2 separate regions of the Homo sapiens genome follow, and region 1 is linked to region 2. Evidence: read pairs that join two places in POLR2A ChIA-PET (ENCODE). Cell type or tissue: OCI-LY7. All regions are shown on one strand. Links, peaks and the distances in the headings refer to the core of each region. The heading gives the core; the rest is flanking DNA.

What was found. Peaks named below come from ENCODE experiments on the same cell type or tissue, not always from the same donor. Only the 100,000 strongest peaks of a DNase experiment are listed, where the experiment ranks them.
Region 1: POLR2A ChIA-PET joins it to region 2 with 5 read pairs; 1 of 35 experiments calls an interaction of 5 or more read pairs at or near these places.

Annotation. Positions count from the first base shown.
Region 1 is chr5:50,535,531-50,540,114 of GRCh38, forward strand. No RefSeq gene overlaps it. Among named protein-coding and RNA genes, the nearest start is that of EMB, 97 kb to the left of the region's middle. In OCI-LY7, for the core only: no CTCF peak of the experiment used is centred there; a DNase peak (open chromatin) is centred at 2,201.
Region 2 is chr5:50,442,699-50,447,282 of GRCh38, forward strand. It overlaps a transcript of EMB not described here. Among named protein-coding and RNA genes, the nearest start is that of EMB, 3.7 kb to the left of the region's middle. In OCI-LY7, for the core only: no CTCF peak of the experiment used is centred there; a DNase peak (open chromatin) is centred at 2,783; H3K4me3 peaks cover 1,438 bases; H3K27ac peaks cover 2,500 bases.

The DNA.
Region 1 (4,584 bases), core at 1,127-3,626, 93 kb after region 2:
TGCTTCGATAGCCTGCTCATTGGAACACTTCCACATCACTGTCCCTCTGGGGCCTCATCTGCTTACACTGCTGGCTGTCTCAGCCCTCTCAGGTGTCAGCTGGGCTCCAGCACAGCCCTCACTTCCTAGTAACGAAGGGACCTGCAGCAGCCCAGGTGTCCAGACCTACATTGAAGGGACGCATGGGGGCTGTGGTTCTTCCCGTCATGTCCATAATCAGATGAAGTTCTGTAGAAAGCCTGAGACAGAACTTCCCGAGCAGCTAATGACACAACTCAGAAGTATGGGGTGTGATGCCTCATTGTTCAGCAGTGAGAGACAGAAGAAAGAGGTTGACAAATCCAGTTTCTCAAAAAAAAACATTTAATAGTGTAAACTAAAAATAAAATTCTACACCCCCCCCCAACAGAATGAATGGACCGTTTCTTGGCCAAGGTGGACCCCAGAGAAACCTTGAAAACTGAGTTCTTAGCCATGACAGGATAGGAGGTTGGACACAACTCATTAGACCCCCTCCCTTACTAATGGTTAACCACCATTAGGCTTTCTTTCCTAGGGGCTAAAAAGAAACCAGCCCTCTCAAAGGACTCCACCACAGATATCAACCAACCACCTGAAAAAAGACCACTGACCCTGGAGTAGTCCTGACTAGTCTACGAAGAATGGGCAGTAAGGATTTTCATGTCCTCTGCTTCATCTTTTGGCATCAGAGGGCTGAAAACTCTACCCTCGGATCAAGCCAATGCTGCTGTTTTTTTTGTATGTGGGACCCATGAGGGCCGAGACGCTCAATTGCACATGAGCATAGTTCTCCTTTCACAAATATACATGACTCCTCCCATACCTTATGGAATGTGTACACTTGCCACTCTGCCCAACATAGATTCCTGTTCCAGTTTTCCCTCCCTGGAAGTGTGTGTTTCTGGTTTCTGGCTATAGGCTACAATTCCCAGCCTGTCAGAATGGCACCCCGAAGGCTGCAGCCCTTTATGAGAAATAAAGCTCTCCTCTCCAAATTTACAAACCTTGTCATTCTTCAGTTGACAGTTTGCGAACCTTGTCATTCTTCAGTTGACTTAGGAATATTAGCCATATCTCTGGTGGTGGTGAGAAGATATGGTGGATCCCTGCACCATTCTGCCTCCGACCCAGGGTTTTTTTTTTTACCATAGGGAAAGGGTACACGTGCTTCAAAAGGAATTTGTAAGACAATTGAAGTAATTTGCTCAAGGACAGAATTTGTGGTAAATCAGTCAACACCTCTGAGTAGCATTCAAGATGGAGTTGCTTTACCTCCACACAAACTTAGAGTAATGAGAAAAAAAAAAAAAAGCCAGCAGATAAATTCCTGTCCTGTCTTTCTATCTCACACTTTCCTAAGTAGCAGGGGTTACCTTACGACCTGCTTGGGATATGTCCTTAGTGTTAGTGAGGAAGCAAAATGTGCTTTGTTCTAAAGATGTGGATTCCTGGATGAGGTACTACATTTTCTCCTTCCCTGAATCACTTCTTTTCCCCTCACTGTTGCTACCCTAGCATTACTTTTTCAAGAAAGTATTAGGACTTAAGCTTTGACCCAGGCTAAATGTTTTTAGGGAACTTTAAAACATTCACTTTAGGCATATGTAATCTTAAACATATAAGAAATCTAAAATATGAGAATAATTAAAAGTCCTTCAGTATAATTTTCCCTGAATATCCATAGTTTTCACTCCTTAACAACAACAATACCCCAAATTAAAAATATATATATAAGGCAAAAGTCTCCTTAATGCCAGTCAATTAATCTAGTTCAGAAGAAAGCTTTATTTTTCTCATAGCTCTGTACCATATAATATAAAATGCTAACAATTTAAAAAAAAGGAAAACCTTAATGAGGACTGGTGAAAAATAAAATAATTAGTCAATATTTTAAAAGAAATACAGGAAACATTTTATTTAGTTTACTATGGAGAAAAGATCCTATAAACAATAATGATAAACGTTAACAGAAACAAATCCATTGACTGTTTTTTAAAACAAATTTTATTGAGGTGTAGTATTCATATAAGAAAATGTACCCATTTTTAAAAATGTACCCACTTTACAGTTTAATGAGTCCTGACAAATACCTATATCCATGTAACCACCATCACAATCAAGATTTAGAATATTTGCATCACCCCAAATAGTTCCCTTGTGAGCTTTTGCAGTAACATTTTCCTACCCTTACACCCAGGCAACTGCTGGCCTCATCAGCTTTCACTTCCTGTCACTATACAGTTTTGTCCATTCTAGAATTTCATATAAATACAATCATCACACACACGTTATGTATGTATGACATGTTATGTACATGTGTACATGTTGTGTATATATCTGCTCTTTCTCTCAGCACATTTTTGAGACTCATCCATATACATGTGTGTATGAGTTTGTCCTTCCTATTGCTAATATACTATTGTATTCATGTACCACATGTTGATGCACATTTGCATTACTTCTCATTTTTGGCTCTTACCAATGAAGCTGCTATGAACATTCATGTGCAAGCTTTTCTGTAGATACATGTTTTTACTTATTTTGGGCAAATATGTAGTAGTGGAATTGCTGTATCCTAAGTTAAGTGTACATGTACTGTTATAAGATACTGCCACATTATTTTCTAAAGTAGTTGTACCCACAAGCAATGTGCAAGAGTTCCAGTTGCTCCACATCTTTCCCAACATGACATTGTTAGTTTTTATAGCTGTATCTATTTATATGGGTAGTGTTATCTCCTGGTAGTCTTATTTTGTATTTTCTTTCTGAATAATGATGTTGAGCATCTTTTCATATGCTATTGGCCATCTTGTATCTTTTTTGTGAAGTGTCTGTTCAAATCTTTTATCCTTTTTTTTTTATTGGTGTGTTTGTCTTTTTATTCACTTTTAAACAATAGAAAGCTGGCAGAATCTGCTGGGCGTCTTGTAGTCTGTAAATATGCCAGGAAATTTTAGTTAAATTTATGAAATAAACTGTTGGCAATAATTTATTACCTCATTTTCTGCTGCTATCCTCCTTTTTCAGGAAACTTCATCTATTTTAGCTTTCTATTCACTCTTGGAACAGGCCCAGACTTTCTCCCCACTTCACATTGCTCTTACAATTAGCTGTCCTTAGAATTCTTCCTCCCTATCCCCTGATTCCCTCTCATCTTTCTAGTCTCAGCTCCAATGTCATATCCTCAAAGGTACCTTCCCTGACCACCAAAACTAAAATAAAGCCTTTTATACAATTTCTTGTCACAGCACTCTATTCCATCACTTCTCACAATCTGCAGTAATATATTTTTATTTGCTTACTTGTGTATTGTTTTGTTCCCCCACCAACCTGTGCTGCATGAGGGCAGAGATTATACTCAGCTTGTTTTCCAAGGAATCTCCAGCACATTGCAAAGTGCAAGGTTCACAATGAGTGTTGAATAAATACTTGTCATTGAATGAATTAATATCTCAATTCTCTATGAGTTATTAAATTGGAGGATGAATAGGTTTAGAACAATCATTCCCTATAGTTCTTTTGTAGTTTTTCATAACTATGAGTAATTCACAAATGCAGATAACCTTGTAATTCCTTCTTACTTTCTTATTCATCAGGAGATTCTTGTAGTAGAAGAGGCTTCATAAGCCTTCCTAGATAACTATATGCAAAAATGGACATTCCAAGGAGCCACACAGATTTGTCCTTGGCTTTTTTGGAACTCCATATCAATGTTGAAACTTTTTAGAAGTTTACAACTTTGGGAACTATCCTAGAAGGATTTTTGGAATAACAAGGTTAGCCTAGGTCTACTGGGCAATTACTGGGCTCATTGGGAGACTAGGCAGATTCCATAATGAAGAAAGCATGTCCAGGAGAAGACAATGAGGAGTGGTGGGCAGCCTGGTGAGCACCAACACAAGTGTTGTCATGCCGAAATGCAGGATCAATTTTTCCTAATCTTTGAATTTGTGAATGAATAAATGAATAAAGATCTTGGTTTGCACTTAATAATCATATAAATACTGGCAAGTTATTTAATCTGTATGTATCTTAGTTTCTTTTTCTTTAATGTGTCATTAGTAATATTTAATTTATAAGCTGTTTTCTGGATAAAGAAAATGCTGGTAGAATGCCTGATATATATTAGAAGCTTTATTTTGTTGTTTGTTACATTTCAAAATACTTCAACTCATATGTGTTAGAAAACAAGCATTTTCTAAACATGTACTGTATTCCATTCTCTATTCAAAGTACATACTTAACAAATACACACTGATAGCAATAAAAGTTTAATGTGGTGGGAAAAAAATAAGGAGCAATTAGGATAACCTAGAGGTTGCAGCAACAAATAAAAGAAAAATCGAAGAGAAAGAAAGAAGGAAACAAAGAAACAAAGGAAGAGAAGGCAGGAAGGAAGGAAGGGAGGGAGGGAGGGAAGGAAGGAAAAGAAAGAAAGAAAGAAAGAAAGAAAGAAAGAAAGAAAGAAAGAAAGAAAGAAAGAAAGAAAGAAAGAGAGAAAGAGACAAAGAAAGGAAGGAAGAAAGAAAGAAGAAAGAAAGAAAGAAAGAAAGAAAGAAAGAA
Region 2 (4,584 bases), core at 1,366-3,865:
CCCAAATTGCCTAATCAATGGCTGCTACATCACACCTCTTTCTTTCAACCCTGCATCTGGTCTCAGGACTAACTGCACACATTTCCCTATAATTAGGTAGAGTGTCAACAGTAAGCACTTCTCACCTCAAACTAAACTCTGACTGACTTTTCCCAGTTAGTCTCATAAAATCCTTAGACACAAATTCACCCTTCTTAAAGAAACATTTTTTTCAGTTGAATCAGCCTATTTATGACCAGAAAAACTTACTTACCCAAGTTGATGCTGATCCCCACTGTTGCTTTTGCTGTTGGAACAAAAGAGTTGAGAAAGAAATATAATTCTCATTTTGCTAAGCATTTTGAAAGTCTTTTCATCACTGTTCCTGTTCTATATTTAGATATTTGATATTTCCAGCCTTATGTACATTCCACTTTTTCAAATGCTCCATATCCTTTAAAACAAGCTTATTGACTGCCTTCCCTATATAACTTTTTCTATCCCTGATTCACCTTTCAAAATTCATCTCAGAGTATTGCAGTTCTGAGAACCTCTGCACTCCTGGGGAATTCTCACTCTGTCGCTCAGGCTGGAGGGCAGAGGCACATTCACGGCTCACTGCAGCCTTGACCTTCTGGGCTCAAGACGAAGAAATTGGGGATTGGCTTAAGTAATTGCCCAAGTAATTGCTTAAGTAATTGCCCAAGTAATTACACATACTTAGTTAAGCAGCAGAGCAGGAAATTTGGCATTGGTCCATCCAGTGCCTGTTTTCCTAAACACAGTGCTTAAACACAATATCCAGTTGTCTCTCCGAGCTAATTGGAAATGTCTATGAAAGTTCAGAACTACTGACAGCATAGCCTATGCATCTAAATGTCTGATTTGCACTGAATGACATGCTGACACAGTTTGAGTCCTGGAATAAAATTAGGTACAGGGACTCTTTTAAGGTTTTTTGATTAAATAAGACATATAATATATCTTTGTAAAGGACATATCAGTGGGAGTATTTAAATATCATTATTATTACTATTACATGACACAAATTGGAGAAATGGGTCATGTTTATCTTTTGAAAAATGTTTGCAGTAGAATCATTTAAAATGATCCTTTAACTTCCAGAGGACGTGGCTTTTGCATTCCCTTTATGAACCCCCTTCCCTACTAACCTCTCACCCCAAACACAGCAGCTTTCTAGTAATAAATATTTTTGAAGCAAATACTATTCAAGCACCCACATATGTCTGACATTGTTAGTCCATATCTCAGTAGAACATGCTGGCAGTTTTTACCTTTAAGGACATTTAAAGGGGTTCCCACTGGACAAATCTGGGACAAATTGAGCATCAAATAAATAATAATATTAGTGGATTGCAACTCAGGGATAGAAGTACTGGGGATACCCAGAAGAGAGAAAAATGTTCTAGACAATTCTTTTTTCTTTTTTCAGCTGGAACTAAAAAAATGCTAACTCATAGGGCTATACATTTATAACTATTCTTATTATTAAAATTTGACTCAAAGTCTTAGGTTAACAGACAACCTGTGTCCAAGTATGTAGGCCTATACATCTAGGTCAAAAATATCCAGTAAACCTCACAATATCCTTTGGCAAAGAGAAAACTGAATTTCGCAGAGATCAATACCGAATCTAGAAAACAAGCTGAGAGTGCCTGACAATTTTTAATTCTGGCTTAAATTCGATGCTAACTTCATAACTTTTGTCTTGTACATTATTCCACAATTTTAGCTTACGTGGAGCTAAAAGAGCAGAACTTATACCATATACGTAGAGTGACATCCCCTCCCCCATTCATCTTATTGATTTACACCTTCATTTATTCCACTTTCATTTGTTTCCTACCTTTTTTTTTTTTTTTCTCTTTAGAGATCTTCTCTGCATATCAACTTAACCCTGATGCCTATGGAATAAGTATTTACCTAACAGTGCACTGTCTAGGCCATATCATTTTAAAGCTGTGGTTTTTAACCAGCTTAAAATCACATTTAAAGCTACATGGAGAGCTGATGAAACTCCTTAATGCCCACACTGAATCCCAAGCCAAATGAACCAGAGTTTTGCGGGAAAAGATCCAGGTATCAGGATTTTTCAAGCTCTCTGGTGATTCTGACATACAGTCAAGTAGAGAATCAAAGTTCTACAATGAATCCAGAATGCACTGGTTCTCAGAACTGCAATACTCTGAGGTGAACCAGGGATAGAAGAATTGGAGATACCCAGACGGGGGAAACTTTTTCTGACCTTTCTGGTCCAAATTGACCTTTTCCTCCTTGGTGAAATAAATATTGCAACAAGCACTTTGATACTCTCATCATGAAGCGTATAAAGGGGGAATAAGGGTCCTTTGTTTTCTCCCCTTGAGTTGGGTGGGCTCTTTGACTCCCCTAACCTACTGAATATTGCTGAAGAGATACTGTGTGGGCTGGCCAGGCGTGGTGGCTCGCGCCTGTAATTCCAGCACTTTGGGAGGCTGAGGCAGGCAGATCACAAGGTCAGGAGCTCGAGACCAGCCTGGCCAATATGGTGAAACCCCGTCTCTACTAAAAATGCAAAAAAAAAAAAAAAAAAAAAAAAAATTAGCTGTGCATGGTGGCGCATGCCTGTAATCCCAGATACTTGGGAAGCTAAGTCAGGAGAATTGCTTGAACCCAGGAGGCAGAGCTTGCGGCAAGCCAACATCGCACCACTGCACTCCAGCCAGGGCAACAGAGCAAGACTGTCTCAAAACAAAAAAAGAGAGAGAGAGATTGTGTGAGCTTTCTGTTCCAGACCACAAGAGCTTCCACTTCCTTTCTGTTGGAGATCTTGCTCATAGAAGACACCTGCCTAGTGAAAAGTACTACAGTATTATCCTGAGACTGCCACACTGTGAGAAACCCAAACGCCATGGAGGACCCCGTAAAAATAAAGTCAGGTCAAGTAAAAAAGGAATATGAAGGTTTATTATACATACAGAAGAATAGTTCACAAACCAGAAGACTTCAAATCAAAAATAGTAAGAAACTTGACGTGAGAGTTACAGTGCAGCTTATAAAGCATCAATGAGGAAGTGCATTGACCTCTGCTGTGACTGGCTATTAAAAACATATTCCTTTTTGGGCAAGTAGAGTTGTATAAACTTATTTATCTGTAACAAATTGGTTCAATTTCATCATACTAACAAGAAAGGAAAGCTTAACTTTTGTTAATCATTAGAAATTGCATTTCAGAGAAATCAGGATAGCTTAAATTTTGGTTATGTGGCTATGAGTGGTTGACCTAAGAATATACTGTTGCCTCCATTTTGATTATACTTTAACAAATCCCTCATACAGGACCTTAAATCATTGTTGATTGTTTCCTTTGCTGTGCAGAAGCTTTTTAGCCTGGTTCAATGCCATTTGTCTATTCTTTCTTGGTTGCCTGTGCTTTAGAGGTCTTACACAAAATGTCATTGCTCAGCCTAATGTCCTGGAACACTTCCGCAAAGTTTTCATCTAATTGTTTCATAGTCATAGTTCCAGGTATTAGATTTAAACCTTTCATCCATTTTAATTTTATTTTTGTGTATGGTGAGATATAGGGGTTTATTTCATCCTTCTACATGTAATTACCCAGTTTTCCCAGCACCATTTATTAAACAGACTCTCCTTTTCCTGTTGTATGCTCTTGGTGCTGTTGTTGAAGATGAGTTGGCTGTCAATGCATTGATTTATACCTGGGTTCTCTATTCTGTTTCATTGGTCTGTGTGTCTGTTTTCTTGCCAGTTCTATGCTAATTTGGTTACTATAGCTTTTTTTTTTAATGTTTAATTTTTGTTTTAAGTTCCAGGGTACATGTGCAGAATATGCAGGTTTTTTATGTAGGTAAATGTGTGCCACCGTGGTTTGCTTCACAGATCATCCCATCACCTAGGTATTAAGCCCAGCATGCATTAGCTATTCTTCCTGATGCTTTCCTTCCTGCAACACCCCACCCCCAAAAGGCCAAGTATGTGTCCATGTGGTCTCATCATTCAGCTCATTCAGGTGAGAATATGTGGTGTTTGGTTTTCTGTCCCTGCGTTCATTTGCTGAGGATAACAGCTTCCAGCTCTGTCTATGTCCCTACAAAGGACATGATCTTGTTCCTTTTTATGGCTGCATAGTATTCCATGGTGTATATGTACAACATTTTCTTTATCCATTCTACCATTGATGGGCATTTTGATAGATTCCATGTCTTTAATATTGTGAATCGTTGGTTATTATATCTTTGCAGTAAATTTTGAAGTCAGGTAATGTGATGCCTCCAGCTTTTTTTGTTTTTTTCTTATTTTGCTTGGAATTGCTTTGGGTCTTCAGGGTCTTTCTGGTTTCATATAAATTTTAGCATTTGTCCTATTTCTGTGAAGAATGGCATTGGTCTTTTAATAAGGGTTGCATTAAATCTGTAAATTGCTTTGGATAGTATTGTCATTTTAGCAATATTAATTCTTCCAATCCATGACATAGAATATCCTTATTAATGTTTTGTTCAATTACTTTAATCAGTTTTTTATAGTTATATTTGTATAAATCTATCAGTGTTGGTGCACAGATGTATATAATGGTTACATTTT